2 separate regions of the Mus musculus genome follow, and region 2 is linked to region 1. The links are chromatin loops, found by intact Hi-C in ENCODE. Cell type or tissue: left cerebral cortex. All regions are shown on one strand. Links, peaks and the distances in the headings refer to the core of each region. The heading gives the core; the rest is flanking DNA. Region 1 has its middle 50 kb from the start of 4930509K18Rik. Region 2 overlaps 4933428C19Rik (RIKEN cDNA 4933428C19 gene).

Region 1 (16,714 bases), core at 2,963-10,962:
CTGACGGAGAAGGTGACCCCCACGGGACATTTGCTACCTAAGGGCTTTTTGAGGATGAACAGTACAAGTCACTACAGGTGACACACAAGTGACATTGGCAATAGAAAACAAGTCTATAGAGTGGGGAGATGTGGTGTGCTTGTAGGGCTTTGGATAGTCTGCATTTTCATTTCTAGGTCTTTCTGAAATGTGAAAATTGTAAGCCATGTGATGTTCACAGTGTCCTCTCTACTGGGTGCTCTTGTCAGACGGCAGTGTCAGTGAGTCAGTAAGAGAGAGAAAGCCAAAGCGGCTTTGTGTGCTAAGACGCCTGACAGCCATCCCTGCTCCAGGCGCACCTTCGGTTTTGTAGCTGAAAGAGTCAAATGATGGTCACTGCCCTTACTGAGATCTTAGGGTGTGCAATAATAGGCCTGGGGATTGTGTATTGAATTCCAAATGACAGAGGGATGCCCAGATCACAATTCAGCAGAAAACATTACATATCATTCCAAGCATTAATTTTTTTTCAAAAAAAAAAAGTTTAGCTTTAAATATCCAGTTACTTTCTGGACAGAAAAACCTTCTAATCATAAAACAGGAGGAAGGTGTTGTATATTCAATGTGGTGTATTTGCACAAGGATATTTGAGCTTACCTGTCTAAGTCAGAAGACTGGAGTGGCGCTCAGACACAAATGACTTTGAAAGAAAAAAGTCTCCAGCGATTCTGGAGATTCTGGTGTACAGCTGGAGTGGAACTTCTTGGAAGGTTTTTACTTCCGGAAGTTGTAGGAGGAGTCTGACTTCTACACGCTACCCACAGCATGTGCATGTCTGCACATACAGTTTAGACTAAACCTTGCCACCTTCCCTGATGCTTGTTTAGAAGCCTGTATGTGGCTTGGAGAAAAGAGAAGAGAAGATTAGTTGGGTCTTGTACTGGCTAGTTTTGTGTCAACTTGACACAGCTGGAGTATCACAGAGAAAGAAGCTTCAGTTGGGGAAATGCCTCCATGAGATCCAGCTGTAAGGCATTTTCTCAATTAGTGATTAAGGGGAAAAGGCCCCTTGTGGGTGGGACTATCCCTGGGCTGAGAGTCTTAGATTCTATAAGAGAGCAGGCTGAGCAAGCCAGGGGAAGCAAGCCAGGAAAGAACATCCCTCCATGGCTTCTGCATCAGCTCCTGCTTCCTGACCTGCTTGAGTTCCAGTCCTGACTTCCTTGGTGATGAACAGCAGTATGGAAGTGTAAGCTGAATAAACCCTTTCCTCCCCAACTTGCTTCTTGGTCATGATGTTTGTGCAGGAATAGAAACCCTGGCTAAAACAGGTCTCATGGTGGAAGGCTGGCTGATCACATGGGATCTAGCCATAGAAAAGCATAAGCAGTTAATTAGATAAATGAGTGATAGAGTATTTACTCCCGGGCTGAGATGAATGGTTCATACCAACTGAAATTGCCAGGTGAATTTGATTTTCTTCTAAGTGCTTTAAAGCACTGTCTTAGTCATGGTTTCTACTCCTGCACAAACATCATGACCAAGAAGCAAGTTGGGGAGGAAAGGGTTTATTTGGCTTACACTTCCATACTGCTGTTCATCACCAAAGGAAGTCAGGACTGGAATTCAAGCAGGTCAGGGAGCAGGAGCTGATGCAGAGGCCATGGAGGGATGTTCTTTACTGGCTTGCTTCCCCTGGCTTGCTCAGCCTGCTCTCTTATAGAACCCAAGATTAGCAGCCCAGAGATGGTCCCACCCACAAGGGGCCTTTCCCCCTTGATCACTGAGAAAATGCCTTACAGTTGGATCTCATGGAAGCATTTCCTCAACTGAAGCTCCTTTCTCTGTGATAACTCCAGCTGTGTCAAGTTGACACAAAACTAGCCAGTACAAACACCTTTCCCCTTTGGGAGGCTTATCTGGGAAGTTGACAACAAAGAAGCAGTAATATGAGGGCATGGGTAAAAGATGAGGACCAGGCTACATGGATTCCTAATGCATGGTGCACTAAGCTTTGGGATTTTACTTATAAAATGTTAAATTGAAAAATCTTTCTTTAGGTGCTTAGATGGGATTCTTTAGGCTATGACTGACTGCCTGGACTGCGTCCTCTGCACAAATAAGAGCAAATTGCATGGGAAGATAAATGCAATACACCAATAGCTTCAGGCAGGATCTAGAAAGCTGCCCTTCCTTAGACTTTCCAGCTTCAGAAACCAGTAAATTTCCTAGTAAGTTATATCACGTAACTATTTTGAACTGATATTTATGACCCTTAATGATGACTGATTTTCCTCAGTGACCAGCTAAATATATCAAGAAGTTTGGTTAGTTTTCTGGTAACCTCAATCCATTTAAAATGCTCAGTACCAGATTTGTTGTGAAGCTGGTGTTTCGCCCCTGTTTCAGCTTGGATGTGCTGTAGACAGGAAGGGTCCTGATCATTTCTCTCCTTTATCTTCCTATCCGATCATCTCCTTTTCCCACATCTTGTTACCTGAATGTCTACATCTCTGGGGTAGAGTCCAGGGAGACAGAATCAACCCGAAGGGCTTACTTTGATAAATCCACCTGGTCTCTTAGTTTGACAGGTACTCAAGTGTACAAGGGACAAGTGCTGTCACCCTTAGAAGTGCTTCATCCCTGTGGCTGATCTATCATTATCCTTCCTTCGATAAAGATCAACCAACCTGTATTCTAGATGTTTCTTCCCCCCAGCCTTGGAAATCTAGCCACATCTTCAGCTTCTCTCTGCCCTATGGGTATTCTTCTTGGGGACAACTAAGATGGCTCAATAATAACTTTCTCCTAGGAGAGATACATCTGGTCTGAAAGATGTGTACATCATTTCTGCAAGCAAGATGAGTCTTTAGTCTTTACTCTGCTGCTGCATTGGCTTTTATATAAAACCATATCATTGTGTGGCAGAGGCACATCCTGGACCTCTCTGGGACTAGGATAATGGGGAGAGGATTCTACACTTCTAACCTTATCCCCAGCGTGGGTGCATCAAGGAGACTCTAACACTATATCAACCGCTCATTCAAAGACCTCCTACTTTCCCTGGAGACTTGCTTGTCACAAAGATCCAGGATGGGACCCCATACTTCTCTTTGGGGAGTGGGGCCATGCAATCCTCAGTCACCCTTCAGATACTGCTGTTTTACTTCCATTGAGGAGGAACATCTCAAGGTTCCACATCTGATATGGTACCTCCTTTGAAATGTACTTCTCGTTGTCTTTGAACCTCAGCCAAATTTTCATTTAACATACTGTTCCATAGCTTGCTGTTTGGTCACTACGAGGATCCAGACAGATAAACAAACAAGGTGATAAGAAAATGCAGAATTACTAAGGTAATAGGAGAAGGCATTTTAGCCTACAATTGTCAGATTGAGAGGACAAGAAAGTCCAAAACTGTTTAAAATGGAGATTTCAGGTGGTTGTGATGAGTCAGCTGAGAGACAGGAACTGTTTGAGGCAGGGGTATTGTGTTTGTCCCGGTTTAAGGAGCAGACTCCAGCATGAGTAAGGACCACCCTGTGTATGAAGAACCTGTCTCGCTCCCATTGTGAGCACGCTTCCCTAGCTTGTGAGTTCCAGCTGTACCCTTCAGGTCTCTGAGATTAGTAAATCAAATACGGTGTTTCACTGTTTTGAATTGTCCTGGAACTTCATGCAAGAGCTCTAGGAATTCCTGCATCATCTGAAAGCCACTGATGCAGAGAGATCCTCCTGCCTCTGCCTCCAGAATACTGGGCTTAAAGATATATATCACCATATCCAACACAGAGCAGTTGCAAGTGATCCTGGGGTGTGTTATTAACTTTGGATGAAAAAGTTAGGATGTAAGAGATGTTTTCATCATAATATTGTGTCACGACAGCCCGCTGTGATTACTTCCACCCACCACCAATCCAATACCTCTTATACTGCAGGTATTTTTCAGACATTAACTCTACTATTCATACTACTTAGCAAGAGAGTTGATAGTATGCTGATGTCATTATGACTCAAGAGATTAAGTGACTTGCCCAACATCCATACTCAACTTTTAAACTATAGATAGACAGTTCAATATTGACTCCAAAGACAAAGTGTTAACTAGACCTCAAGGTAGACAGATCACAGATGTGTGTTTTCTGGAAATAAAAATGGCATTGTCATGAGGAAGGGGGTCATTTAGCATTATCTGAGAAGTGTGGCTGTACAGGTAGATAGATGGGTGCTACAGAGCTTCTCACTGAGTTCAGACTGAGCTTGCCCATATATCACGGTAATGGTTTCTGTGATGTCAATGGAATGTTCTCAGCCTGTGAAAGTCAATATGCTTAAGTAGCTTAAGTGGGGGGGGGGGGGGTTCCCATGTTGTGGTGGTTTGAATACACTTGACCCAGGGAGTGGCACTATTAGATGTGACTTTGTTGGAGGAAGTATCTCACTATGGTGGTGGGCTTTGAGGCTCCTAAGGTCAAGCTCCACCCAGTGCAAAAGAGACACTCCTCCTGGTTGCCTTCAGAAGAAAGTCTTCTGCTACTGCCTTTGAATATACTGCATGACAAGATCATGTTTCTTGTCATGATGAAAATGGACTGAACCTCTGAAACTGTAAGCCAGACCCAATTAAATGTTTTCTTTTGTAAGTGTTCCCTTGGTCATGGTGTCTCTTCACAGTGATGGAAAACCCTAACTAAGACACCTGCTGATTGTCATATGTCCTGCCCCTAAAATCTGAGGTATTTCTTCCCTTCCTGTCTCTTTTGGGGTCTCAGAGAACACTTGAACTCTAAGTTGACCTCAAGGATAAAATTCTGACACTGTGTTCCCCAGAGGGGATCAAAGTCCCACCAAAGATATTCCCCTGGGGTGTCTCTTTATGCAAAAGCCCTCACTAGGCAGGGTTGAGAAGTCAGTGCCACCTTGACTAGAGTCGGGGGAGGATGTTGGCTGGGTGGACCAGGACCAGGTGTTCCTGCTAAGTGAGCAAAAGGAGACTTCCTGTGGAGTCTCTCTAGTTCCAGCCACTGGAGGGTCTCATTAGCTATGCACACTAATGTTTCTTTAAGGATAGTGATATCCTCAGGGATGCAGAGCTGCAGAGACACTGGAAATGCTGGTGGGGTTTTCCAGCGTTCCCTGCATATAGTTTGAGTCCCCTCTTTCTCCCGGGGACATCTTAACAGTTTGTGTTCAGTTGTTTGTTTTCTTTTTTTGTTTTCCTAGAAACCCTGACAACAGGGCATTTATTAAGAGTGTGAACCCAGACATAAGTGTGTTAGAGAGAAGAGTGAATAAAGACAGAGGCTCAGAAAGAACACTCAGTGTGACAAGGAAGCCCACAAAATGCCCTAATTGAGAAAGAGCCTCCTCAGCACTTTCCACTCTAGAAATGCATCAAGCTGTCAGGGAACTTACAGCTTTCCACAGTCAAAGTCTCTGTCCCCTCTCTGCCCTCCTGCCCTTCCCTTCACACTAGCCCTAGGAAGGTTTTAAAGAGACACGTTGAAAGTGTTATCCCCTTCCCACAAGTCAGCCAATAGAATATTATAGCATGGTTTCCCTTTGGCTAATTAATACAAAGGCTCAAGCCATCTGTTTGAGATGGCCACTCTAATCTGAGCTTTAAGGTAAAACTCCATGATTGACTCTGGTGAGACATCTGCTGTGGTCACATAGGGCTAAGACACACTGGCTCCTCAGGCACACAGTTTGAGAAGGAGGTGTGTATAGGGGTTGTTGTAATTCCAGGGGTGGGATTTAGTGTTATTTAGCCAGCAAGCAGAGGTATAAAAATTTTTTTAAAAACTAAATAACAATCAGTAGAGAGCAGTATCATGTGGTGGGCCATCTTCCTGTTCAAAGTGTGACCCCAGTCTGTGATAGAAGTATGCATGACCATCGAGACTCATCTGAGAGAAGAACGGAGGCCTGTGGTGGAAGTAAAGCACATGGAAGTGGGCCTCTTTCTTCATCAGATATGCACTAAGGATCTGCTGCACATCTGGCTCTTGAAGGAGACACTCCACATCTGCCTTATTCAAGCCTATCCTGGAGATACCACTTGCACCTGAGATGGCACAGGTGATAACTATTGGAACAGAAGTCAAAGCCAGGCATTTTGTCTCTTCTCCACCAAAGTGGACTGTATAATCCCTTGTCCGATCTGATTTAAAAAAAAAAAAAAAGAAGAAGAAAGAAAGAAAAAGAAAGGAAAGGAAGAAAAGAAAGGAAAGAAAGAAAGAAAGAAAGAAAGAAAGGAAGGAAGGAAGGAAGGAAGGAAGACACCAGAAGAAGCTATCAACCATGTGTGTATATGCATGCACATGCATACATGTGTATGTCCTTACACAGACAGGCAGGCACACACACACACATCTTGACATTCATATACGATGGGGAATTCCAGGCAGCTAGAACTATGAATATAAAGGCCCTACTCTTGCTCGGAAAGTGTCTATACAATACATTGAGCATCTTAAGACAACTCAATAATGTGCACTAAAAAAGTTTGTTCTTAAAAAAAACAAACAAACAAAACACTCACTAAAATATATTGTCAAAGCTGCCCCTGCATTTAACAGTTTTTGGCATAGGCAAGCATTCACAATTTCTCTTATGTGACACTTGTCTGTCTTACACGGTTCCCTTTTCTCTTCTACTTTATCTCCAGGAACTTAGGAAATTCTCTTTTCTCCTTAATATATAAGACAGGGAGATGACTGGTGACATTTTGCAATATGTTTCAACAACTCGTAAGTTTAGGAAGTGATGATGTAACAGAATTATGTAAAGCCACTGAAATTCTTCCTCTCCCTTGTAGAATTCTGCCAACATTTTGTTTTCTGTGATGCTACAGAAATAATATGAAACGAACTTGGAATTTCCCTCCCTTTGGAGAAGTTGATACTTATGTCTATCTAGATGTTATCACATCCAAAATATTTTCTTATGGTTTGGGGTTAGAAGGAAGTAAAAGAATTGACTCCTCATAATTCTTGGAAAGTTCTGCGGTTGTAGGGAAATTCAGAGGTAAGCATAGTATTGAAGGTACCATGAGGGGGCATTTGTGAGGGAGCTGAGGAACTGGATCCCATATTAGTAACAGAGAATTGGGAGGTGTTAAATCAGAGAGCCAGATGCTGACCCAGCACTCCCCATCTTTGAGAACATGGGTTTTGCTGAGCAATGTGAAGTGCTGTGCTCAAGGAATGTTCATGAAGTCCTTAACCACTTGGCACAGTCCCACTTTCTCAGGCTCCCCTGAGGCCAGTTTCTAGGGATCACTGAAGTCCTTCAAGATTTTTTTTTTGTCCCCTATTCTCTCAGGCACAACCTTTGACTCAAAGCCTGGCCAAGGCAGAGCAGCTTGTGTTTGTGTCTTCAGGAAAGTAGCATCTTGGAAACACTTACTGTCCTCTATCTGACTTCCTACCTGGGTTTTCTGCATTAGGAATCTCTTTGTTAAGTGGAAAGTAAAACCACAGTGGACAGTTGAAGCCCGGCCTGAGCTTGGGATAGCCAGTCCTGCAGCCCCCGGCAACATAGGTAACAGTCCACATTCTTCTTTGCTTTTTGTTGGATAAACATTGACTTAATCAAGAAATAGTATTTTTTGATGAGCTGAGGGAGCCTCCACCCACTCCCACCCCCAGAACTTCACACAAGAGATCTCTGTAAGTGGGAAAGCAGCCTGGTTGAAAGGCTGAGTGATTTGGAGGGTTGGCATCCTTCTTACTTTTATCTGATTATAAAAATCCTCCCCGAAACTGCTTCAATAAAATGCAACTCCCTGTTTAGTCAGTGGCCATACATAGACAGGCCTGAAATAGGGATGTGTGAAACCCTGAAAATATGCATAAAGTGTGTGTGTGTGTGTGTGTGTGTGTGTGCGCGCGCGTGCACGCGCGCACGCGCGCGTGCGTGTGTGCGTGCGCATGTTTAGTGTAGTGTATGCGCATTTTCCAAGAAAAAAAAAGCTGCATTTTCCATTGAATTCTCAAAGAAGAATTCACACCCCAACACACCAGTTAAAGACCAGTGACGCAAAAGGACTGAATCATGGGTATATTTATTTTCATTTTGTTCCCCATTTATTTTATCTGACGTTTAAAAAAAAAAAAAGGTTGAGTCTGATTAACATGAGTAGTGTCACAAATATTGTAGTCCTTGGGGCCTTTTCTCTTCAAAACTTCCCAGATGGGCAGAACTGGGGAGTTACATCATGATAACACAAACACAGGGCTGTGAGTGATGAGATAGATGATCATCTACACACATGGTCTAGGACTGGCAAGGGGTGACAGGTGTATGCTTGCCCCTGGCTTCATCAGCATGCCTCACTAGGAACATGCAGACAAGACTTCAGAGTTCCAAGTCCCTCTGTTTCAGAGAAAACTGAAGTCAATGAGACTGGCATATTAGAGGAACATGGGAAGCTCCCACAATTGCCTTCACTGTGAGAACTTGCATAGCCCAGCCTTCCCCTGAAGTGTGCATGTACACAGGCCAGAGGGAAGCATCTGTGCCTTCCTTAGTTTCTCCCATTTACTTTTCCGAGACTATTTCTCTGTGAACCAAGAGCTTACTATACTGGTTGGCCAACAAACACCTGGGATCAGCCTGATACATTGTATCCCTTCTCCTGGCCTCATTTGAGTGTTTGTTTCCCCAGCCTCTCCCTTGAATATGCACATGTTCATATCTTATTTTTTTCACTAAAGCAGCAAATTCAAGATGACTGTACTTTGCAAAACCCCCTTGTTTCACCCAAATATTGGAGAAAAGAGATCACCTTGGCTCTTGAGCCCTTCCAGTAGAGCTGAGCTCATTCCTTCCAGCCTAGTGTCTCCATCTAATGAATGGACATCATTGCAGAAGATCAGAGGGAGAAAAACTGCAGAATTCCAGTATGTACACAGGGTTTCTCCAGGCTGAGGTGGGAAACAGGAAAACAGAGAATGGGTTCTTTCAGTAAGTCAGAAAGGAGGGCACTGAGAAGAAACCCAGAGGATGACTGCCAGCCTTTGCTTGATGACTGGGCATGGCGGTTTGAGTGAGGCTTGTCCCCCATAGTCTTGCACATGCCAAAGCTTGATCCCTGGTTTGTGATGTTGTTTTGAGGGGGAAGGGGAGTTGTAGAACCTTTAGGAGGTAGGGGCCTTGCTGGAGGAAATATGGGAGTGGGCTTTGAAAGTTCATATCCTCACCTCACTTCTAGTTTGCTCTCTGCTTTGTGTTTGCTGTTGAAGAGGTAATCTTTAAGCTCTCTGACCCAGCTGCCCGCTGCCATGGCTCCCCCATCATTCTGAACTCTCCCTCTGGAAGCATAAGCCCAAATTAACCCTCTCTTCTATAACTTGCCTTGATCATGGTATTTGATGATAGCAACAGAAAGTAACTAAGGAAGGACAAATCAATGAGACCTATTTGACCCATTTGGTGTCAGCTGTGATTGCCAGTTGGACACAATCTAGGATTACCCAAGAAGATAATCCCAGCCAGGAACTGTCTGTATTGGGTTGGCCTGTAGGCATATCTAGGAGTATTTTTGTCTAATTTTACTTCATATGTCTGAATGTTTTGCCTGCATGTATGTCTGTGCACCAAATGCACAGACTGTATTGTATCTAAGGAGGTCCAAAGAGAGCATAGAATTCCTTGGAACTGGAATTAGATATTAGCAGTCATGTAAGTGCTGGGAGTCAAATCAGGGTCTTCTGGAAGAGCAGCAAGTGCTTTTAACCATGGAACCAGTTCACTACCTCCTAGAGAGATTTTTAAAATTTTAATTAATGTGGGAAGATCCAGCCTACTGTGGGAAGAACCATTCCCTAGGCAAGGGGTCCTGAACTGTATAAGAGTAGAGAAGTCTAGCTATGGGCAAGCAAGCAAGAAAGCAGGCAGACATGTATGTGCTTATTTCCCTGATTTTGACTGTGCCTGGCTGTAGTTCCTTCCTTGACTTTCTTAACAATGATAGACTCTGCTGAAATTCTAAGATGAAATAAACCCCTTTCTTTTCTAGGTTGCTTTTTTTTTTCTTTTTTTCTTTTTGGCCAGGGTGCTTTTATCATGGCAACAGAAGTGAAATGAAAACACGTAGGATTTAAAACAGGTGTACAATTTCACATGAGAGTCTGACACTCCACAGAGAGGGTTTATCTGGAGATCAACTTATGAGTCAGCTTAATATAGCTTGGAAATCGGAGAAGGGGAGATTCTAAGAGCAGACCAGATCATAATACCAAATAGGTTAGGTATTTGAGGCTTGGTACTCAGTAACACACAAAAAACTATCATACCTAAAACTATAAATGTTCGACAAATTGTTACTTTGTAATAGCTTTTTCTTTGTCTCTTTTCCATATGACAATCTTCTCTTTATGTTGAAAATTGAATATGAAGGTCATACCTTAAGAGTAGTTTATCACTGTTTGACTATTCATATGCACACTAATACTATTATTGCTATCGTTATGTTTATTTTTTAAACTCTTTGGAGAAAATTGTTTCTTATTCCAGCAGTGGTTATCAATATGATCCTAAGCAGGCTCTGTGTAAATCTGCTCTCCTTGCCTTTGTCCTCTTCCCTAAAGTTATATTGATTATAGGGAACATATCACCTATAAAGCTGAGAAGACAATTCACATCAACCGAGATCAAATGACAAATGACTACTGGTAATAAAGTGACTCATGGGATGATGGGTGATACCAGGGAGACTGTGTACAACACTGTGACCTTAGACACATGTGCTAGATGTCCACACATAAGTGAAGTGCAGGTCACCTTCATTCTATATGAGGTTGCTTCAGCTGTGTTTTTGGAGAGATGTTGAAACTTAAGGGTGTCTATAATCTGAACACAGCTTAGTACAAAAGCAGGTATTATATTTGTGACTCTACATTTGGCTAAAGTAAGTGCTTTTTAAGTGCATGGGTTTGGTAGAAATGCTAATAGGACTATAGAGAATTGATTGACTAGCCCTGTTTGCAAAGAAAATTACACAAAAAGGTTTTTACTAGTCGATAAGACCAAGCTGCTTAAGAGTCTCATTCAATTGCCTTATAAGTGGACAGAGAAAAAGATCAAGTTGGCGTGTGTGTGTGTGTGTGTGTGTGTGTGTGTGTGTGTGTGTGTGTGTGAAGTAGCCACAAGGGATTAGGAGCACAAATAGCAAAAAGCAAAGCCAAAACAGAGCATAGATCTATGGCTGACTTTACACACAATGTTCAGACAGAGTCAGAAGGCTCTTATCCTTCACCATATTAGGCATTAAATTAGGGTGATGGCTGGCCCTTAGGAGGTGATTTGTCAAAGGACAGGTCTGTCCTCATTCCCTCCCTTTGGCTGGGGCCACTGGTTGTCACATCCCAGGGCCTCAACATCATCTGACTCCCTTTCTTTTGGTTCATGCCCAGCAAACTGCACACAAAGGCACTTTGCCTTCCTGTATGAATTCTACAAAAGAAACAACTCTCTGGCATGCTGACATGAATATTTTATGTTGATTAGCTGTTTTGTCTTTCTGGGTAATTAATGAAATAGTATTATCGCTTGTTTGCCGGTCTCTTTTGAGATGGCTAATTGAAACAGCTTGCTTTTCCTATGTAAATGCAAATCTTTTTTTTAAAAAATTATTTTTTCCATTAATCTATTTATTCACTTTACATCCTGATCATGGCCCCTCTCTCCTCCTAGTCTCCCCTCACACAGCTCCTCCCCTGCCCTCTCCCTTCCTCCTCTGTAAAGGGGGAGGCCCTCCTGGATAACAATCCACCCTGACACATCGAGTCACTGCAGGGCTAGGGCATCCTCTCCCACTGAGACCAAACAAGGCAGCCCAGTTAGAGGAGCAGGATCTACAGGCTGGCAACAGAGTCAGGGACAGTCTCTATTCCAGTTGTTGGGGGACCCACATGAAGACCAAGCTGTACATCTGCTACTTATGTGCTGGTGGGGGAGCTAGGTCCAGCCTATGTATGCTCTTTAGTTGATGGTTCAATCTCTGGAGCTCCCAAGGGTCCAGGTTAGTTGACTCTGTTGGTCTTCCTGTGGAGTCATCCTATCTTCTTCAGGTTCCTCAGTCCTTCCCTCAGCTCTTCCACAAGACTCCCTGAGTTCCATCTGATTTTTGGCTGTGAGTCTCTGCATCTCTTTCAGATACCCATGCTACAATCCAAAGACCCAAAGAAACTAAACAACAGAAGGACCCAAGGGAGGATGCTTGACTCTGTCCCAGAAGGGGCAGATAATGGAGGTAGGGAACTAGATGGAAGAGGGTCTGGGGACGAGAATAGGAAGGGGGCTCAAGTGTGGGGAAAGCTGTGGAGAGAGAACTGGGAGTGTGAATGAATATCAGGGTTGGGGGCATCTCTAGGACATGACAGAGACCTGGGATGGGGAGGGCGTGCTCCAATGAGTCTATGTGGGTGACTCTAGCTGAGACTCCTAGCAGTGGGAGATATGGAGTGTCCCTCTCCTGTGGCCAGGCAGGACTCCAGTGGAGGGATAAGGACATCAACTCTCCCACAAAAACCTTTGACTCAAAATTTGTCCTGCCTACTAGAAGTGCAGGGACAAAGATGGAGCAGAGACTGAGGGAATGGCCAACCAATGACTGCCCAACTTGAGTCCCATCCCATGGGCAAGAGCTGACCCCTGACACTATTAATGGTGTTCTGTTATGCTTGCAGAAAGGAGCCTAGCACAACTGTCCTATGAGAGGCTCCACCCAACAGATAACTGAAGCAAATCTGTTGAGGAAGACGAACAGCAGAAGCACTGTGCTCAGAAAACCCCACTGGAACTGCAGCTAACCTCCATGAGATAGGTGTTTTGTTTTGTTTTTCTGTTACAAAAAAAATGCTATGTATTGTTTCTCAAATCATATTCTCTTATCCTTGCTGCAGTCTAACTGTCAAGAATTTCACTAAATTGCCTGTAACTCATTTGTCCTTAAACAGACAAGGGACCTTATGAGGCTATGGGGCTTAAACTTTAGGCTTACCCAGAATGCACTGTAAAATTCCTGGCTCAGCTTCCCCCTAGAGACCCTGCATGAATAGATCCAGGTGGGAGCCACAGGCTGCATTGTTAGCATCATCTGATCTGATTGTATCATAGGCAATTGATGGCAATGAGCACTTTAGATTGTAATGCTGTTCATTCATGGTGCAAGGAGCTCTAAGGAGGAGCATTTTCCCTTCCTGAGAGCCACGGGTTCCTCTGCTGACCGGGAAACTTTGATGAAGCCACTGGGGATTAATACTGAAGAGGAAAGCTCCCAGGGGATGGTTGACACCTGGCCCGTCCTTCCTGCCACGGCCATTTTTGCAGCCATGAGAATGGAGGAGGTCCAGAGAAGGAAAGGAGTCAAAGAAATGTCAGTGGCCCTAGAAAGAGCTGGAAGACTTTCGGTAGAAAGATGAGCCTAGTGGCCATCTCCCACCGTGGGGTGAGACAGTTTAGCCTGCCTGGCTCAGCTAACTCCTTTGCACAGAAGCACTTTGAGGGTTTAAAGGGTTATTTAATCTGGCAAGGAACAGAGACTCCCTGGAGCTATCTCAAATCATCACTGCACTGCAATGTAGATGTGTGCATAACAATAGGGTTCTTTCTCTTGTCTTAGAGACCAACATAGTGATACTTCCCGTTCATAGCTAGTGCAGGGAATCACTATTGACTAAGATATGGCAGTCTAATCCAAAGAAGCACGGGCACTAGATCTGGGGTTATTGCAGTCTGGTCGGGTTCTTCCTTAATGTTAAGATACAGAATCAGAGTTAGGGGAATGAGTCACCAGAGTGAGTGTCTTAGGGCAAAAGCTAGGACTAAAAGTAGGTCTCCTGATGTCAGTGCCCAGTGCTCACTGCCCAGAGCCCCAAGAGCCTCTGAATCAGCAGAGCAGTTTAGATATGACAGACTGATAACCTCTTAGGTATATGAGTAACAGACGGCTGCTTTGCATTTGGTCTTGCCCAGTTAACTCCAGATGATTCCTCCCTCTCTTATGTAACCCATTTGTAGTGTGTGTGTGCTCCTGTGTGTGTGTGTGTGTGTGTGTGTGTGTGTGTGTGTGTGCCTGTGTGCCTGTGTGCCTGTGTGCCTGAGTCTGCACCCGTGTCTGTGTTTATGCCTGTCTGTGTCTCTGTGTGTGTGTGTATGTATGTGTCTGTGCCTGTGTCTGTGTCTGTATCTATATCTATGTCTGTGCCTGTGGCTGTGCATATGTCTGTGTGCATATGTGTGTGCCTGTGTGTGTGTGTGTGCCTGTGTGCCTGTGTGCCTGAGTCTGCACCTGTGTCTGTGTTTATGCCTGTCTGTGTCTCTGTGTGTGTATGTATGTATGTGTCTGTGCCTGTGTCTATGTCTGCATCTAGGTCTGTGCCTGTGTCTGTACATATGTCTGTGTGCATGTGCTTGTGTGTGTGTGTGTGTGTGTGTGCCTGTGTGCCTGAGTCTGCACCTGTGCCTGTATTTATGCCTGTCTGTGTCTCTTTGTATGTATGTATGTGTCTGTGTCTCTGTGTGTGTATATGTATGTATGTGTCTGTATCTGTATCTATGTCTGTGCCTGTGGCTGTGCATATGTCTGTGTGCACATGTATGTGCCTGTGTGTGTGTGTGTGTGTGTGTGCCTGTGTAAATCTGTGTCTGTCTATGTCTGCCTGTGCCTGTTTCTGTGTCTGTGCATATATCTGTGTGCATATGTGTGTGCCTGTGTGTGTGTGTACCTGTGTGCCTGTGTAAATCTGTCTGTCTGTGTTTGCCTGTGCCTGTTTCTGTGTCTGTGCATGTGCCTGTGTGCCTGTGTGTGTGTGTGCCTGTGTGCCTGTGTAAATCTGTCTGTCTGTGTTTGCATGTGCCTGTTTCTGTGTCTGTGCATATGTCTGTGTGCATGTGTGTATGCCTGAGTGTATGTGTGTGTGTGCCTGTGTAAATCTGTGTCTGTCTATGTCTGCCTGTGCCTGTTTCTGTATCTGTGCATGTGTCTATGTCTGTCTCTGTGTCTGTGTGCCTGTGCCTGCACATGTGTCTGTGTATGCCTCTGTGTGTCTATGTCTCCGTATCTGTGCCTGTGTCTGCATCTGCGTCTGTGTCTACATCTGTGTCTTTGTCTGTGCCTGGGTCTTTGTCTGTGTCTGTGTCTATGGCTGTGTCTGTCTGTTTTCTGTTGTTATTCTTACCAGTAATCCTTGCTAGGCAGTGTTTCTCCTAAACTAAGTACAATTACCATCTGGTGATTCAAAGATAGCACTGAAATTTCCGACAAAAGCTTTGTATGTAGGCCAGGTGGACTGGAAAATTCTCATCACTTGGAAGAGAAGTTTCTGGATCATGATGTCTAATACTTTCTGCTGTGGGTGAGGAAAATAAAATAATACATGCTGAGTTTCTCACAATAGCCTAGGTAGCAAGGAAGAGCCCCTTGTCTACACAGAATCTTCATGGATTGGTCCTTATTGCACATTCCTGCAGGAGAAGCATCAGGACCCCTGAGGCTACCAAGTGGCAGACAGAGAGCAGTGCACCATCCATAAATGGGTCCTCCCTTATGCCTCTCCCAATGCTACACACTTAGTTCCCCACACAAAGAAGGCTCCCCCATCAGTATGTGCCTGTTTCTGTTTCTGTGTCTGAGTCACTGTTCTATTGCTGTGAAGAGACAACATGACCAAGGCAACTTTTATTTTGTTTGTTTGTTTGTTTTGTTTTCTAAGACAGAGTTTCTTTATGTAACCTGGATGTCCTGGAACTAGCTCTATAGACCAGGCTGGCCTTGAACTCATAGGGATCCCCTGTCTCTGCTTCCTGAGTACTGAGTACTGAGTACTGCCAGGCTCAAGACAACTTTTATAAAAGAAAACATTTAATTGGGGGCTTGCTCACAATTGCTCATAGGTTTAATCCATCATAATCATAGCAGTAGATGAGAGTTATATAATGATCCACAGGTAGACGGGAGAGATAGATAGATAGATAGATAGATAGATAGATAGATAGATAGATAGATACATAGGTAGATAGATTGAGTGAGTGAGTGAGTGAGTGAGTGAGTGAGTGAGTGAGTGAGTGAGTGACAAAGTGTGTGAGAGAGAGCTAGGCCTGATACGAGCTTTTGAAACCTCAAGGCCCACCTCCAGTGACACACTTCCTCCAACAAGCCCATACCTCCTAACCTTTATAATCCTCTCAAACAGTTCTACTTTCTGGTGACCAAGCATTTAAATATATGAGCCTATGGGGACCATTCTTATTCAAATCACTGTAATATACTACTGTACTAAGCCAGAATCTCGCTTCAGTCAGGTCCACAGAACAGTGCCCAGGGCTTGCAGCTTGTAGGGCATGCCTGCTCATTGCCCTCAGCTGCATCTTTCTGCACCATTTCTGGTTGAACATCTCTTACCCAGGATGCTTCTACAGCCAGAGGGAACTTCACAGCGGACAGCCAATGTGAGGGTCTCCTGCCAGGACTGGAGTGAATACCCAGGACCCCAGTCTTTTCCATTTATTGTCTGTGTCAGTGTTAGGCTGTCTCAGAGAAGAGCTCAGCACATGCCAGGAACGTTGCAGAGTAGCTGGATGGAGATGGGGATCGGCCATGGCTCTGAAGGTGTCAAGGTGCCAGCCAGAGGGTGAGGGTGCCAGGACTTTTTATTCCTAATTGGCCTGATGGTTCTCTCTCTCTCTCTCTCTCTCTCTCTCTCTCTCTCTCTCTCTCTCTCTCTCT
Region 2 (16,714 bases), core at 3,349-11,348, 150 kb before region 1:
ATATTCAATGTAACATTGTCGTCATATTATAGCATTTTCACACACATACAGAATGTATTTGGATTACATTCACCATTTCCTTCTCCTTCCCGCTGCCTTGTTTCTTCTCCTCACCTAGTCCACCTTCTACAGCTCTTGCCTTTGTGGGTGTGAACTCACTTCCACCCGGCTTGCTTACAGAAGCATGGGCAGCTCACCAGTGGCTATCCACTGAAGAAACTCTGACTACAGCAGCAACAACTGACTGCCAATTCTGTTTTTTCTTGGGGGCTCTCAGGAAGTTGAGAGATTTATGTGGCTGAAGTGTAGACTGAGGAATAGGAACATTATGATAGATTTGAGCCTGTGACCCTGAACTCTTGGGTCTACAGAACTGGGCTTGTGTGACATCTGTACCTTTCAGTTTACTGACACCCAAAACCTTCCAGTTGTCCCCAACTCCTTCTGGCTTTTTCTCACTTAAATCCAGATGGCCAGCGAATCCTGTTGCTCTCCCTGTCACATGTGATTGAGCTCATGTGGTAGCATGGTTATGAGTTAGTCTCTGCCATCAGGTTCCAGCTGGGTTCAAATTTCAGCCCTGCCACTTTCCTGCTGGGTGATTTTGGGCAAATTAATCAATCTCTCTGTGCTTCAGTTATTTTTATCTGTAAAATGGGGATGGTAATGTTGGTCATCACTTAACACTGTCCTTGGATTGAAGCATAGGGATTACTCACAATGCTTGGCAAATGTTCACTTTTAATGACGTTCATACCTTTTTCTTTCTTTTTTAGATAAAACCTCCCTCTTCCTAAACCTGGACAAAATGCAGCCCCGTACCCAGTCTCCTAGCCTCCTGTGTCTTGCTCTGTTAGGAGATGAAGGCATAGTCTGCTCGTCTTGTTCTGTTGATCAGGAACTTAGCTATCTATAGCAGCAATGCTCAACCTTTCCAATGATGCAACCCTTTGATACAGTTCCTCATGATGCAGTGATCCCCCAACTATAAGATTATTTTGTTTTGCTGATTCATAACAGTAATTTTGCTACTGTTATGAATTGTAGTATTTTCTGATGGTCTTAGGTGGTTCACCTCCTGCCCTTTCCCCAAGGGCTTGTGACCCATAGGTTGAGAAATGCTAATCTACAGCCTGGTGCTACTTCACTTCAAGCTGTTGTTCATGTCCTCTAGAACTGAGTCTTTATAGGGCCTCTAGCCAAATATACCATGTGAGGGAACAGCTCTCAGGGAGGCCCTTACTTCAGGGTCAGATGCATGTTTGGTGAGCTCTACAGTCATTTTTGCTTCAAGGCAGCTGGGTTCTTCCAACTCCCCCTAGGTCAAACCATTCACTAGAATTGTTCGCAGACCTCAAGAAAGTATTATCCCATTAAAAAAGCTTTGTTACAGAAAAAAGACACCAATTAAAGTCAGGCAAGGGGAGAGATGCTTAGGACGGAGTGTGGGTGTGGTCCCCATGTGCAAGTCCCAGTCTCCCTCTTCTTTCAGAGTCTTGGCCAGATAACCTCCCTATCACCACGAGTAGAAAGAATCAACCTTTGATGATCAGTCAAGCTCATAATCTCTAGCTACTCCTGGAAGGCAAGCTGATACTTTCAGTCATCAGTGTCCTTGGAGACCATAATTGATATCATGTGACTCCAAGGTTCCTATCACTTCTTGTTAGGTTGTCAATAGCCAAAGGCTCCGAATTAGACAAGACATTCCAGAAGCCCAGGAGCCTGGAGCAGAGGTCAGGCCTCTCTCTGAGGAAGGTTACTTCCTCACCGCTCAGCCTCCTTTTCCTTGGTCTCTTCATAGACAGCTCCTGCCGGAGATCAGTGTTGGGTGTCTTCCTTAATTGCTCACCCATCATCATCGTGTTTATTGGAGACAGGGCCTCTTGCTGAACCTGAAGCTCACGGATTCAGCTATTCTGTTTGGCCACTTAGCTCCAGGGATCCATCACCCCGTTCCCACTCTCCCCAGTTCCCTTATGGGCATCAGGCACATAGTGCTATACTAGGCTTTTCCATTGGTGTTGAGGATCTGAACTCTACTGACTATCTTCCCAAACCCTCCTCTGGCCTTTTGAAATATGTAGTACATTACCATTATCCATAGTCACTCCTCTATGATGTGATAACATGCCACTTATCTTTGAAATGCAATGAAAAGCTAGAGTAACTATGGAGCCGTGGGTGTTGGGGAAGAAGCTTACCAGGAACACTGTGGAGAGAGAGAGAGAGAGAGAGAGAGAGAGAGAGAGAGAGAGAGAGAGAGAGAGAGATTGAGATTAAAAGGCCTAGTTTTTGAACTAGGTCACTCATGGTCTTGGGCAATTTGGAGTTTTAACGTAGGTCTCTGTGTGCGGAGTGTCTTCTTTAGCTGGTTCTGTCTTGTGTGGATGGCACAGCCATCCTTTACTACCATTTGCGGGGCCGTGGGTGTGGGGAAAAGAGGGGAGTGGGAGAGAACCCGAGTCCCGCCAGAGTTCCAGTGTCTGGGTGGGCGGACGCGGGAGGACTATGCACGCTTTCTACGTGGCCCTGGGTGGACGTCTGGCTGTGTTAAGCCACTTACTCCACACGGCAGGTGGTGGACAAGGGGCATCCCCCGGTACCAGGTTCTCAGCCTCCGGCATCCCACGCTGAATACAGCAGAGGAGCTGAGAACAGAATAGGGGCCCCAGGGTGGCACTCGGCCCCAGTGATGAAGGGAGGAGAGGGCTAAAGAGAGCAAGGAAGGGCTAAGCAGCCCCTCTTATAGTGGGCTGGGCTATCAGGTAATTGTGGGGAGGAGCATACCTGGCTATAGTAAGGTAGCTGTGGGGGTAGAGTCTAGCCAGAATGCCAGAAGCTTGGAACATTGTCTGCATGACTGATAGTCACAGAATTATGGACAGGCACCTAATTCTGGGAATGTGGCTCGCCTTTCCATCCCTTGTAGATTTCTCTATTGGGTCACCGGACCAAGCCCCATTCAACCAAAATAGGCTGCCTATCACAGTCCCACAGGTAACCAGAACTATACAGTATTGGTACGTAAACGGGCACACAGGCCAATGGAACAGAGAAGAGAGGCAAGACGTAAACCCATGGAGTTTTGACAAGGCGCTAAGAATGCATGTTGGAGAGAGGACAGTCTTCAAAGTGCCTCGAGGGAAAAGTAGACATAGTACATGCAGAAGAACAAAATCAGGCTTCTATCTCTTCTTGCCAGTTACAAAACTCGATTTAAAATACATAAACTACTTACATGTAAGACCCAGACAGTGAAACTTCCAGAAGGCAAGGAGGTGAGTGCATCAGTCAGGACCTCACAACAGCTAAGTATTATTTTAGACAAAGACATGAAAGCAGAAACAAAACCAAACGTAGATACTGGGAGCAGCACAGGAGTCCCACAAGGAGAGCACCTACGGAACCACAGGAGATACTTAGAAACTGTTTACTTGACAAGAGAGTAACATCTAGAATATTTAAGCAATGCAACTCAACAGCGGAAACCCAAATACAATAACTCATAAAAATAAAAAAATGAGCTACTGACACTTGCATAGCTAGCACTTTGCCCATTGAGCAATCTCCTCACCCCTGAAAATGAACACTCTTAAGACAAAAAGTGAACAGAGCTGAGCTGAGTGAGTACCGTGTGGTTTAGATCTGCACTCTGGATCTGCTCTGTTACATTGTAGCTGTGTGACAGTCAGCAGAGTTACCTGATCTCAGAGCATCCTATTTCCCTGTCTGTGGACTGAAGCTAGCATTATTTCCAAAGTGGGAAAAGTGGGTGATGGACTTACTTGGTCATTTCTCCATGTAGACTTCCATGTAGTTGAGGGGCGGAACACTCACTCAGCATGCACTGGGCTTAGTTTAATCCTCAGCACCACAAACAAATGAACCCATGCAAATGACTAACAGTGTGGGAAAGATTACTTTGAAAGAGAATCAAGTGCTCTTAAGGCCACAGGGAATCATGTGATGTTACCATAGAGATTTGATTCATCTTCTTATAGGGAAACCAACTAGATGCATTACTTAGAGCAAGCCAAATAATTCTGAATTTACATATGTAATACTTGAAAAGACACCAAGCATTGAATCCAGAAAGAAGTTATATAAGCCTTAGCTAGTCGAGCTGTAATTATATTCATTTATTCTAGGCTAGCTATTCAGAGGAGTGATCTTCCTACACTGGAACTTTTAAGTGGGAATACACATCTTAAAACAAAATGGAGCATGTATTCAAAAAGAATTTTGTGGAAATGTTAGAAACAGCATTGCTCATAACAGACCGGACCCAACCCAGCCATTGCCCATCAGCTTCTGAATAACTAACCAAAGGGTGATCTATCCGTAATAGGGAATATTACTTAGCAATAAAAAAGAGTAGGCTATCCTAATGTACCCTATATGGATGGATTTTTAAAAACTATATTAAGGAAAAATTCTAAGCACTGCATATTACATAGTGTCATTTGTATGGCATTCTAGAAAAGGTCAACAGATATCAGAGAGCAAATGTTTGGTTGCCTGGGATCTGGGTGGAGGGGTGTATTGTTTACAAAGGAAGATAATTGGATATTTATTATGCTCAAACTAGTGAATGCTTTCACTGAGTGGTTACAAGATGACATGACTAGACACATTACCCAAATTTGTTAAGCTGTACAGTCAAAATGAGTAAATCTTATTATTTGTAACTTTTATCTAAATAAAACTGAAAGTTTCTTCTAGTTGTGCCAAAAGGAATAGGCATTGATCACTCCCCTCCTCATGCCTGTATTTTTGCCCCTGTATTTCCAGTGTCTTTTGTTCCCTATACTGGCTCTCATCATGGTTCCTTAGACTTACTTTTAGAGTAAAGGATTATCTCAAAAATCAGTTAAGTTATATATTCATAGGTCAGATTTTTGTTTGTTTTTGAGACAAGGTCTCTCTGTTATATAGACCTAGCCATTCTGGAACTCACTATGTAGACCAATCTGGCCTCAAACGCATGGAAATCTGCCTTCTTCTGTCTCCCAAGTGATAGGATTAAAGGAGTGCATTGCCATGCCTGATCAAAGGTCAGATTTTGATAGATAATATCATTAAAAATTCCCCCTTTGGAATACTCAATCATTGAAGCACAAACTTGTACAACTTTGGAAATCAATGTGAGGGTTTCTCAGAAAATTGGGAATAGATCTACCTTAAAACCCAGCTATACAACCCCTGGGCATATATCCAAAAGAAGATCAACCGTACCACAAGGACACTGCTCAACTATGTTCATAGCAACTTTATTTGTAATAGCCAGAAACTGGAAATAGCCTAGATGTCCTTCAACAGAAGAATGGATAAAGATAATTTACATAATGGAGTATTAGTCCAGTATTTTAAAAAAGGACATCATGAAATTTGCAGGCAAATAGGTAGAACTAGGAAATATTATCCTGAGTGAGGTAACCTAGAAAGACAGGCATGGTATGTACTCACTTATAAGTGGATATTAGTCATAAACTACAGGATGACCATGCTATAAACCACAGACACAAAGTTGCTAAGTAACAGGGAGAGTCCAAGGGGGCACACTTGAATCTCACTGAGAAGGAGATATATTAGATATGAGGGGCAGATGGAAGGAGGAGAGAGGGGTGGGGGTGAGGATGGGAAAAGGCCAGATGAGGTGGGGGAGGAGAGAGGAAGAAAATACTGGGAGAGGCAACTAGAATAGAGGCGAGGGTCATATCTGGGATGAGCTAAAAATTGAGGACTCCCAGAAATCTATGAGGGTGACCCTACCTAAGACTCCTAGCAATGGGGGATATGAAGCCTGAGCCAGCCATCTCCTGTAACCAGGCTAGTCTTCCAGTGGAGGGATAAGGAAACCAACCTAGCCACAAATCCTTAGACCCACAATTTTTCCTGCCTACAGCATATTCAGGGGTGGGGAATGGAACAGTATTTGAGGAAAGGGCCAACCAATGACTGGCCCAGCTTGAGACTTGTATCATGAGATGGAGCCCACTCTTGACATTATTGATGATATTCTGCCACACTTGTAGACAGGACTCTAGCGTAAATGTCATCAGAGTGGAGTTACCCAGCAACTGTTGGAAGCTGATGCCGAAACCTACAGCCAAAGATAGAGTGGGATTGGGGGAATCCTGTGGAAGAGGGAGTAGAAAGGATTGAGGGTGCCAGGGGCGTCAAGGACACCACAAGAAAACCTACAGAGTCAGCTAACCTGGGCCAATGGGGGCTCTTGGAGGCTGAACTGCCAACCCCTGTATGAATGGGACGGACTAGGCCCTCTACACAGTTGGGCAGCTAGGTCTTCATGCGGAACTCCTAAAGTGGAAGCAGGAGCTCTCTCTGACTACATTGCCTGCTTAAGACACACCTAGTCTTGCAGTGGCCTGATATGCCTGGGTCTGGTTGATGTCCATGGGACGCCTCCCTTTTGGGGAAGATGGGGAGGAGGTGTGGATGTGGGAAGATGAGGTGAGAGGGAAGCTGCTGATCAGGATGTAATGTGAATAAATATCTTAGTCAATTAAAAAAAATTGCCCTTCCAGTCTGGAGAGAAGGCTCAATGGTTACGAGCACTCTCCTGGATGACTCAAGTGTGATTCCTAGCCCTTGCATGGAAGATGATGATTTCCTGTAACTCCAGCTTCACAGGAACTGGTGCAGTTCTCTGCGCACACACGCACACACACGCACACACACACACACACACACGCACACGCACACGCACACGCACACACACATTCCTCTCTTGCTTATCTGTCTGCCCAGAGGAGCTGCCTTTGTGTCTTAGCCTCTCCCTCCCTGTCCAGTCCCTCAGCCCTGCCCCCCCCATCCAGTCTCGTTCCACTCCCCCCACCCCTTCAGCTCAGCTCGCAGCAGTGTGTTAACAACCTTGTTGGATAGAGAAAGAAAGTGGAGTTGAGAGAGGTTGAGTAACCAGGTTTCTCCATTAGCAAGGAGGCTTTTAAGGATAACCTGGTAGCAAGGAACAGAGTTAAGGTTCATATACAGGCCATGACTGCATGCTAGCATCTGTTTGTAAGGGAGGGAAGAGTGTCACCAGGTCCTCAAGGAGCATCCAGAAGGCCCAGATTTGGCATCGCATTTGAAAAACCAAAAGGAAAATCTGCAACTGTCTTAGGCAGGAATTTCGATCATCCCTCCCCCCTCCCAAGTCTCAATACCGAAATATCTTAACCTAATCTTATGTAGGAAATGCTTTGAGGCCTTGATGTTTCTTTTGTGGTTTAGTCAATAAAAATTAATTCTGTTGCAAAAAATAAAAGTCCTCCCTTCAGGGGAGGATTTTTCAGTCTCCATTAAAACTTTATCCAATTCATTTCCCCTGTCAGTGGAAAGAATGGGGGATCGATAGCGAAGACACACTTTCTGACGCAGCAGCAGCACCTTCTCCTTCGAGTAGCGCCCTCCAGGGACGCCGGCAGGCAGGTGTTTGAAGGGCTGAAGCATCAACAAAACAAATTAATCTCCTGCGTCCCCTTGGTCATAACTGACTGTGGTTTAAATCTATCTTGAGCCCTGCAAATAGCAGGTCAGATGATGGTTTGAATCTAGTTTGCAAAGAAAAAAAGAAGGATTACATAGGAAGCTGGGGCGGCGGGTGCCCCAGGCTGCCCAGGATCTCTTTGTAAGTTTCTCTTGTATCATCCTGAACATCCGCCCTCTTCACGCAGCAGCCCGGGCCTGACTGCTGAAGCGTGTGCGGCAGAGCAATGTCCAACTCTGGCAAACTCATGTCAGAATTTCTATAGTGAATTGAGCATCCATTCTAATGTGCTTTTGTTACGAGTAGGCGTGCGGGATGAGCAGACAGCTGGAATATTTCCTAAGTGCAAAGTTAAATCTGTGCTGTCATAGAGTGCCAGCTGCGACACCCTGCTGAGATGAAGGCCCTGCCAGTCTGTGTGCTTCCTGAGCAGGGCAGAGTCACAGTGCCCGTGCCCAGGGACGTAGCTCTCTGCCAGGCACATCGTCGACGCTCAGTTATAAATATGCTGGAACAGACGACAATCCATTTTTCCACCACCTAACTAAAGGCACAAGAGGCTGCCTATGAGCCTTGAGGGTCAAGGGAGAGACTGTGGGAGGCAAACCAAGCCGGAGGAGCACAGGCATCCTTCTGATGCAAAGACAGCCGTGTGGATCATCTGATGGTTATCAGGCAATGTTCAAGAGGATTCGGAAGCCTACATGCTCAGGAGGAGATTTTCTGAAATTTATAACACTATTTAGGCAGTGTTTTGGGGGAGGGTCCAATAGCTGAACTGCATTGATAGGCTACCCTTCCCCCTTTCGAACATTTAAGCATCTTAAGACATATTTTAATTTAAAAAAAATCATAAACTTGGTTTCATGAGATAACTTTTTTAAAAACCTAGAATTTACTGTATTTTCCAAAATAGTGGAACACTGACTTTCCCTGGAGCCTGATTATGTTAACGCACAGCAGGTCTGTCCCCAGTTGTGCGACTTAGAGAAATTCCAGTCCTATTTCCTGGGACAGTGAGCTCTGAGGTGCCCTGAGGCTGGTCGGCTTAGTTTTCCCTTGGCAAGGCAGCTGGAAACGTGGGTTCCAGTTTGCCCCATATTACATATTTCCCACCCCCTCAGCCTCCTCTCCCCTCCCAACTCCTGCCAGTCAGCCTTTGAAGAGCTTGAGTTTTTCTAAGTGTAACTCCACGTTCCCATCCACTTCCTGTGCGTTCTACCAGTATCTCATACCAAGAACAGCATCTACATCTAAACTCCCCATATCGTACTTAGGTACCCAGTGTCGTCCAACACTAACTGTAGTGGGGTCAGCATCAGGGACTTCTGACAACTTTCCCACCCTCCTCCAGGTGCTGATCATAGTCCCTGACTTTGCTGGTCCATTCTGTCTTTTTTAAACAGTTTTCACTCTTGAACAATCTCTGTTTTTTGTTTAAAAGCCCACTTGGCTCCTTACTGATGCTCACAGGTAAGCACTGGTCAAATGAGACTGGCATCTTCGGCGTGGGCCCACCTGGCCTGTGTGCCAGCACTAACTTCTTAGTCTCTGCCCACTGGCATGTCAGGCTTTGGCTGCTTCATGTTTGTTCCATCCAGATCTCACTTTACTCATGAGCTGCTTATCCCTGAACCCCAGGATAAGTGAGGTGTCCCTCTGGGAACTCCCTGGTCATGTCATCCTTCCCCATGGGTGCCACTTCACCTTGTAATGGTTGGACACAGGACTTAGGAAAGAAAGATCGGGCCTTGTTTAGTTTTTAGCATCCTCCTTGCATTGTAGACACATGGCTCACAGTAGAGTAGATTCACACAGGTCACACGCATACTAACCAAATATATTGGATGAATCTCCAAGGACTCTTGGGAGGAACTATGGACCTGCCATTCAACACTTAGCTCACACAACTTCCAAGAGCCAGTTAGGCACTCAGAAGCACCACATTGACAACTTAAAATTGGTATTGGCTGCTGATCAGGGCTCCCCACCCCTGCTTCCCACATGTTGCTGGGCAATCAGTTTGGAGAGTGCTCAACTATGTGCTGAACCCTGTGCTTACTACTTTATATATCCAATCTGATTTAACCCTCAGAGCAAGCAGGAGGAATGAGTAGAACGGCCACCAAGCAACACAGGACACAGCCAGGCAACGGATACTGCAGTTCCTATGTCTCATCCTCACGTTTTTTAAACAGTCCCCCAAGTTTTCAGCTGTCTCTCACTGTCTCCAGCCGAACAAAATCAAAACAAATAAAAACCACACACACCCTCCCCCCCCGCCCCCACCCCCCAAAAAGAAAAGCTATCGGTGATAATTTAGCGAAAGGCCAACCAGTCTTGAAAGGCTTTGGGTCCAGCTTCAAGGAATAACCAGGTTGTTTGTAAGAATTGAGTGTGTCAGCAGGAGTGACATTTTAAATTGAGGCAGTGATTTGATGATATAATGACAGAAATTGTTCTTCAATAGAACCTCCTTACTTGCTGGGGTAATGGGGGTCAATAATTGTATTCAGAGAAGGTGCCAGAACACCATCAAGCAAATGACTAGAGACCCTCTTCCCAGTATCCCTTAACACTACAGCTAACATTTGGTGATTTTAGGGGAACTTTAAGAATCCAGGATCTAAGTAATGGTCTGCCAAAGAAGAACAAAAGCTTTCTCTTCCACCTTCTCAGTTGCAGTGGCTGAGGACCCTGCTAATTGAACTGGCAAAAGACAGATTAATGAGAACAGGGTGTTTTGAGATGCATATGGGCCTCACAGAAATGGAATGAAACCCCAGGCAGCTACTTGGTCTTTGAGACTTACTAGTCATTTTAACGAGGGGGGAACAATTTTATGGGTATATGACAAGGCAGAGGAAAAGGTTTCCTGGCGTCCAAGGGCAGTGGCTGGTGGGAAGCTGAATACATGGGGGAAGGTACTGGAGGAGAAGGACTGTTTCAGCCATGTTAGTGACGCTGTGCCTTGCAGTGCCGCCTCTGGACAAACAGCCTAGAGTGGCTTTTCATTCTGCCTTCCCTGGCACGAGAGAGGCAGAGGGAGCAACACCTCACAAAGTGAAATCAGGCTCTACTTTTTGGCAAACAAGGGCAGCATAGGGAGCTTTTGTTGGTGTTGGTTGCTTCCAGCTCAAAGCAGTTTTTATGCGAAGGTGGCTGAGTGGTAGCACATTCTGATGCCTTCAGCTCATTTGCATGGCTCATTTTTTCCCTTTCTTTTATTGGATATTTTCTTTATTTACATTTCAAATGTTATCTCCTTTCTCCATTTCCCCTCCACAACCCCCCTATCCCATGCCCCCTCCCCCTGCTTCTATGAGGGTGTTCCCCCACCTACCCACCCACCCACTCTCGTCTCCCCATCCTGGCATTCCCCTACACTGGGGCATTAAGCTTTCTCAGGACCAAGGACCTCTTCTCCCATTGATGCCAGATAAGGCCATCTTCTGCTACATATGTGACTTTTCATATGTACTCTTTGGTTGGTGGTTTAGTTCCTGGGAGCTCTGGAGGGTCTGTTATTGTTGTTCTTCTTACAAGGCTTCAGACCTCCTCAGCTCCTTTAGTCCCTTCTCCAACTCCTCCATTGGGGTCCCTGTGCTCAGTCCAGTGGATGACTGAGAGCATCCACCTCTGTATATGTCAGGCTCTGGCAGAGCCTCTTCAGAGACAGCTATCTCAGGCTCCTGTCAGCAACCACTTATTGGCATCCACAATACTGTCTGGGTTTGGTGACTGTATAGGGATGGATCCCCAGGTGGGACAGTCTCTGGGTGGCCTTCCCTTCAGTCTTGGCTCCATACTTTGTCTCCGTATTTCCTCCTGTGAGTATTTTGTTCCCCCTTCTAAGAAGGACCAAAACATCCACACTTCGGTCTTCCTTCTCCTTGAGCTTCATGTGGTCTGTGAATTATATCTTGGGTATTCGGAGCTTCTGGGCTAATATCCACTTATCAGTGAGTGCATACAGTGTGTTCCTTTGTGATCGGGTTGCCTCACTCAGGATGATGTTTTCTAGTTCCATCCATTTGCATGGCTCCTTGGAGATGGTGGCTAAGCTAGGCGCTGTCACTGTTTCAGAGCTCCTGTGCTTACAGCCCAGACTTCATTACAGGAGCTGCTGCTTTGAAAGGCTCCCCACCCAGTGTCCATATCTTCATGTCATGCCTCCCACTCATTTTATATTTCTTTTGCCGAATCAGGTCCTTATCTCATCAAACCACTAGATCTCTGCCGGGTGTGGTGGTGCATGCCTTTAATCCCAGCACTCGGGAGGCAGAGGCAGGCGGATTTCTGAGTTCGAGGCAGCCTGGTCTACAGAGTGAGTTCCAGGACAGCCAAGGCTACACAGAGAAACCCTGTCTCAAAAACCAAACCAAACCAAACCAAACCAAAAAAAAAAAAAAAAAAACCCTCTAGATCTCAGCCACTCTAGTCTACATGCCCTCCCCTGCGTTGACTTGCTAACTTGCAGTTTGGAATCCATGATCTGTGTCTACTGTGGTGTCTTTACTGAGATCTCTGGATTCTGTTCCCCATTCTTCCTCTGCACTCACCCACTGTTCACATCTGCATCCTGGTGATGCTGGGGATGCTCGCATAACCTCTCCTGGAGATGCTGGGGATGCTCGCATAACCTCTCCTGGAGATGCTGGGGATGCTCGCATAACCTCTCCTGGTGATGCTGGGGCCATCTAAGGATCTGGGTTTGGACACAGTCTGAGGCTCCTAGTCCTCATTACCCATTTGTTTTCCTTGATATCTTCTCTCATTTCCCTGTGTTGCCTGCTTCTGGTATGTCTCTCTTGTGAGGCATATCCCCACACCTTTAGATCGCTCCAAGAAGGATGAACTCTTAGCTGTGGGCTCCCCTCTCACCTCTGAACTTCTCTCTACAGATGCACAGGTCTTTCCTCTTGCTGTCGTCTTAGAGAAAAACTTGCCTATTCCTCACGAAAGCTATTTCTTATACCCTCCTCTGTACTTAGTCCTTTTGTTTAAACACCGTTAAGTTATCTCACGTCTGTGCTTGAAACCTCCCAGATGTTTCTTTTTTTTTTTTTTTTCCATTTTTTATTAGGTATTTAACTCATTTACATTTCCAATGCTATACCAAAAGTCCCCCATATCCACCCACCCCCACTCCCCTGCCCACCCACTCCCCCTTTTTGGCCCTGGTATTCCCCTGTACTGGGGCAAATAAAGTTTGCAAGTCCAATGGGCCTCTCTTTCCAGTGATGGCCGACTAGGCCATCTTTTGATATATATGCAGCTAGAGTCAAGAGCTCCGGGGTACTGGTTAGCTCATAATGTTGTTCCACCTATAGGGTTGCAGATCCCTTTAGCTCCTTGGCTACTTTCTCTAGCTCCTCCATTGGGAGCCCTATGATCCATCCATTAGCTGACTGTGAGCATCCACTTCTGTGTTTGCTGGGCCCCGGCATAGTCTCACAAGAGACAGCTACATCTGCGTCCTTTCAATAAAATCTTGCTAGTGTGTGCAATGGTGTCAGCGTTTGGATGCTGATTATGGGGTGGATCCCTGGCTATGGCAGTCTCTACATGGTCCATCCTTTCATCTCAGCTCCAAACTCCGTCTCTGTAACTCCTTCCATGGGTGTTTTGTTCCCAAATCTAAGGAGGGGCATAGTGTCCACACTTCAGTCTTCATTCTCCTTGAGTTTCATGTGTTTAGCAAATTATATCTTATATCTTGGGTATCCTAGGTTTGGGGCTAATATCCACTTATCAGTGAATACATATTGTGTGAGGAAACCTCCCAGATGTTTCTAAAATGATCACTCTCTTTTTAGGATGCCCTGGGGAGCATTAAAGCAGAACCTTGCCCAGCTGCCATCTCCAGTTGTTCTGCATTCACGGGACGGGGCAAGATCTGGGCAGTATTAAAATCCACCCAGGTTACTCACTCCTTCTGTGCTTCATGCCACACTCTGATCCCTTAGTGACCATTGCCTCTCTTCTCCGATCTCCACAGGACTTTCCTCACACTTCGGCTTTTTTTTTTTTTTTTTTTTGGTTTGCTTTTTGGATTTTTCAAGACAGGGTTTCTCTGTATAGCTCTGGCTGTCCTGGAATTCACTTTGTAGACCTGGCTGGCCTCAAACTCAGAAATCCGCCTGCCTCTGCCTCCCGAGTGCTGGGATTAAAGGCATGTGCCACCACACCCGGCCACACTTCAGCTTTAATGTCACTATCAACCAGAGCTTGTTTTCTATCCCAGGATTCCATTTGTCACCTTTATCTTGGATACCAGGTTTTATGTTTGTCTGTTTCTTATCTATTTTCCTGCTGCAAAGCTGAAGGCTTCCTGGGGTCAAGGCCCATACTCTGTTTCTCACCACTGAGCTGCAGGGCCAGAGTCTGGCATACCACCATTCTCGAAGGATTTGACCACGCCTTCCTCCTTGTACATTGATTTTTCCCCCACTCTTTCCATGGCTTTCAGACTTTGCCTGGTTCGTCCTTTCTTTTAGTCTCTAAAACCATACTCAAAACACTCCTAACCCAAATCAAACGTGTAAATAAATCTCTTGGTGTCTTTCTTAAATTTAATCCTGTTTTCTTTTTTTAACTTTGAGAAATAGTTTAGCTTAAGGATGAGAAAGCTGGCTCTGAAGCCAGATTATCTAGATTCAAATCCGGCTGATTAGCGATCTTGAGTGAATGACTCCACAGTTTGTGTCTTAGTTTGCGCTTCCTTAAGGAGTTGGCTTGAGGGTTCAGTGAGGTGCTGGATGTCCACAGCAGACTGGACTTTCTAAATGCTTCGTAAGTATTAGCCATTATTACAACCTTGGATTCTTAATATCGTCTCTGATGGCTTCTGCTGTAGCCAACTTTCAGAGAGCCATTGTAAATCACTCTACACCCTGAAGTTCCACCCAACCTCACAGCCATATGCTACATCAGACTGCACTTGCTCATGCTGAGACCGGTCCACTACCAATCTCTCTACTGCTCTGTCTTCATCACCTGTCCTCAGTCTTCACCCTCTGTCTGCCCTGCTTTTGTCCCTGTGCCCATTTCTGTCCCCACGGGCTCTAGCTGCCTTGTCCTTAGCCCCCATCTCCTCAACCTTTCCACACTGATGGCTTACGGACAATCCCTTGAAGATGAAAACTCCCAGATCACCATTACCCAGACCCATCTCTTGAGCTAGAGGCCAGTGACGACAGACATCCCCAGGACCCCTCCGTCTGTATGTCCTATGTGGAGACCAGCTTAGACATGTCTAAAGCAGACTGTTAACTTTCCAACAAGAACTTCTCTCGTCTCTGTCTCTGTCAGTTTCACACCTCTAGTAGAGAGCTTTCATCTGAACCACAGAACAGCTCTCTGAGTGCTAAACAGATGGCTCAGGGAGTGAAGAACAAAAGTTAAATAAAGTGGGCTAGATACCTGCCAAAAGGAAGTGTGGAAGAGAACAGACTTACAGAGGGAGTTTGAGTCTAGCCTGGGCAACATGGAAGTCACTTAAAAAGCTTTAAAGTCTTCTTCCAGCCCTGTGTGTGTGTGTGTGTGTGTGTGTGTGTGTGTGTGTGTGTGTGTGTGCCACGGCCTGCATGTGAGTGGAGTTCAGAAGGTAACGTGCTTAGAGAGTTTTCTCTTTATACCACTTAGGTCCCAGAGGTCAAACCCAGACCCTCAGGATGAGAGACAAGGACCTTTCTTTGCCTATCAAGCCATCTTCCTGCTTCTTTTTTCACTCATTCGCCAAATGGATCCAGTTTAGGAAATCAACATCACAGAGGCTCATGTGAGAACTGATGATGTCTGATGGGGTATGGGAGCATCTACTGGGTCTCTCGCGGAGATGCTGAGGGTGGGGTGGGAATTTTGTGTAATGTAAGTTACAGTTCTAGTGAGCTGACTGGGGTAAGTAGTCTACAAGCACAGTTGTTGGCAACTGAAAGAGGGTGGGTTAACATAGGTTATAGTGACACAGAACCAGCAGAAAGTGCACAGGATGGAGTAGTACACTGAAGCAGGCTCTTCAAGTCCATTATAGAGGCGGTAAGAGACTAAATGCAATCCTACTGAAAGAGAAGGGGTGGGGGAGGTTTTAAACCCCAAGCAAGCTACAGAAGTAGTGGTGCACTGCTCCTTGGTTGGGGTGCTTGCTGGTAGGTGCTGACTGAGGCTGAGCTCCTACCCTTCCATGTATGGTCTTATAGTGCCAATAAATGGTGATCATTATTATGATGATGTAATAGAACGCAAAAGCACAGGTCCCAGATCCTGAAAAAGGACATTTCTGGGTACTGGAATCAGCAAGCAATGGGGGGCTTTATACCTCCGAGGGTCAGGAGAAATAACCATGATCAAAACTTCTCTTAACTGAATACCACGAGAAAAGAAGGCCAAGAAAGGTGTCTACAGCTCAGCCAGGAGGAGCATGCAGGCCCGTCTCAGCTAAAAGCCACTTTCGCATGGGGAAATGTGAAGTTACGATGCATTACCACCCAGCCTCCTTCAGTGCCACCATAGAGAAACTGCTGTCATTAAGGGCTTCGCTTTTTTCTCCACCACTTTTTTTTTCATTAATAGAAGCTCTTTAACCAAAGACCCATGGAGTGAAATATCAGGCCCACAAAAAGCCTGCTCTCAGGTCCTCTACCTGATTGGTCTCTTTTAGAAGAACGTATTCTCTGCTCAACACAGACAGGGAGTTTAAACTCACTATTTTCTGCTTCCCACGACTCATCTTTTATTTTCTTTCTTTAGCCAGGGTCTCACTGGGTTGTCCTGGCTGGCTTAGAACATTTTGCGTGGAGCAGGATGACTTCAAACTCACAGAAATCTGTCATGTCTGCCTGGCCATTGGGGTGCCCGAGGGAACGCCGCCAGCAAACCGCTCAGCCGACTCCATGTTTCCTCAGGTGGAAAACAGCAGAGTCTGGGATAGATGCTGTGGTTCTCCGTGTCCTGTGCACCCAGGCTATGAGGCAGGCAGGAAGGGGAAAGCTGAGGTCAGGAATCCTGTTTGGTTCCGAGTGATGCTGAGAGTGTGGAGGGGCCTCCTCAGGAATTACCACAAAAGCCTTCCTCGGAGGCGGTCCTTGATGAAGAAGACAGTGTTTGCTTGTCCAAACTGCTGGCGGATGTGAATGCATACACCATCTCAGGGTGAGCTAGGGATTAAATACCTTTTGCGGGAAGGAATGCCCAGGAAGG

Evidence for each region. Hi-C counts contacts between places; a loop is a spot of excess contacts. Peaks named below come from ENCODE experiments on the same cell type or tissue, not always from the same donor. Only the 100,000 strongest peaks of a DNase experiment are listed, where the experiment ranks them.
Region 2: it touches region 1 in a loop (2.6-fold over the local background); 3 of 42 quality-filtered maps call a loop at or near these places.

Annotation. Positions count from the first base shown.
Region 1 is chr4:40,354,498-40,371,211 of GRCm38, reverse strand. No RefSeq gene overlaps it. Among named protein-coding and RNA genes, the nearest start is that of 4930509K18Rik, 50 kb to the right of the region's middle. In left cerebral cortex, for the core only: no CTCF peak of the experiment used is centred there; DNase peaks (open chromatin) are centred at 6,807, 7,098 and 7,768; H3K27ac peaks cover 610 bases.
Region 2 is chr4:40,500,827-40,517,540 of GRCm38, reverse strand. All of the region lies in intron 3 of 4933428C19Rik (RIKEN cDNA 4933428C19 gene), which reads left to right. Among named protein-coding and RNA genes, the nearest start is that of 4933428C19Rik, 16 kb to the left of the region's middle. In left cerebral cortex, for the core only: a CTCF peak has its summit at 7,543; DNase peaks (open chromatin) are centred at 4,097, 7,844, 8,612 and 10,623; H3K27ac peaks cover 1,791 bases.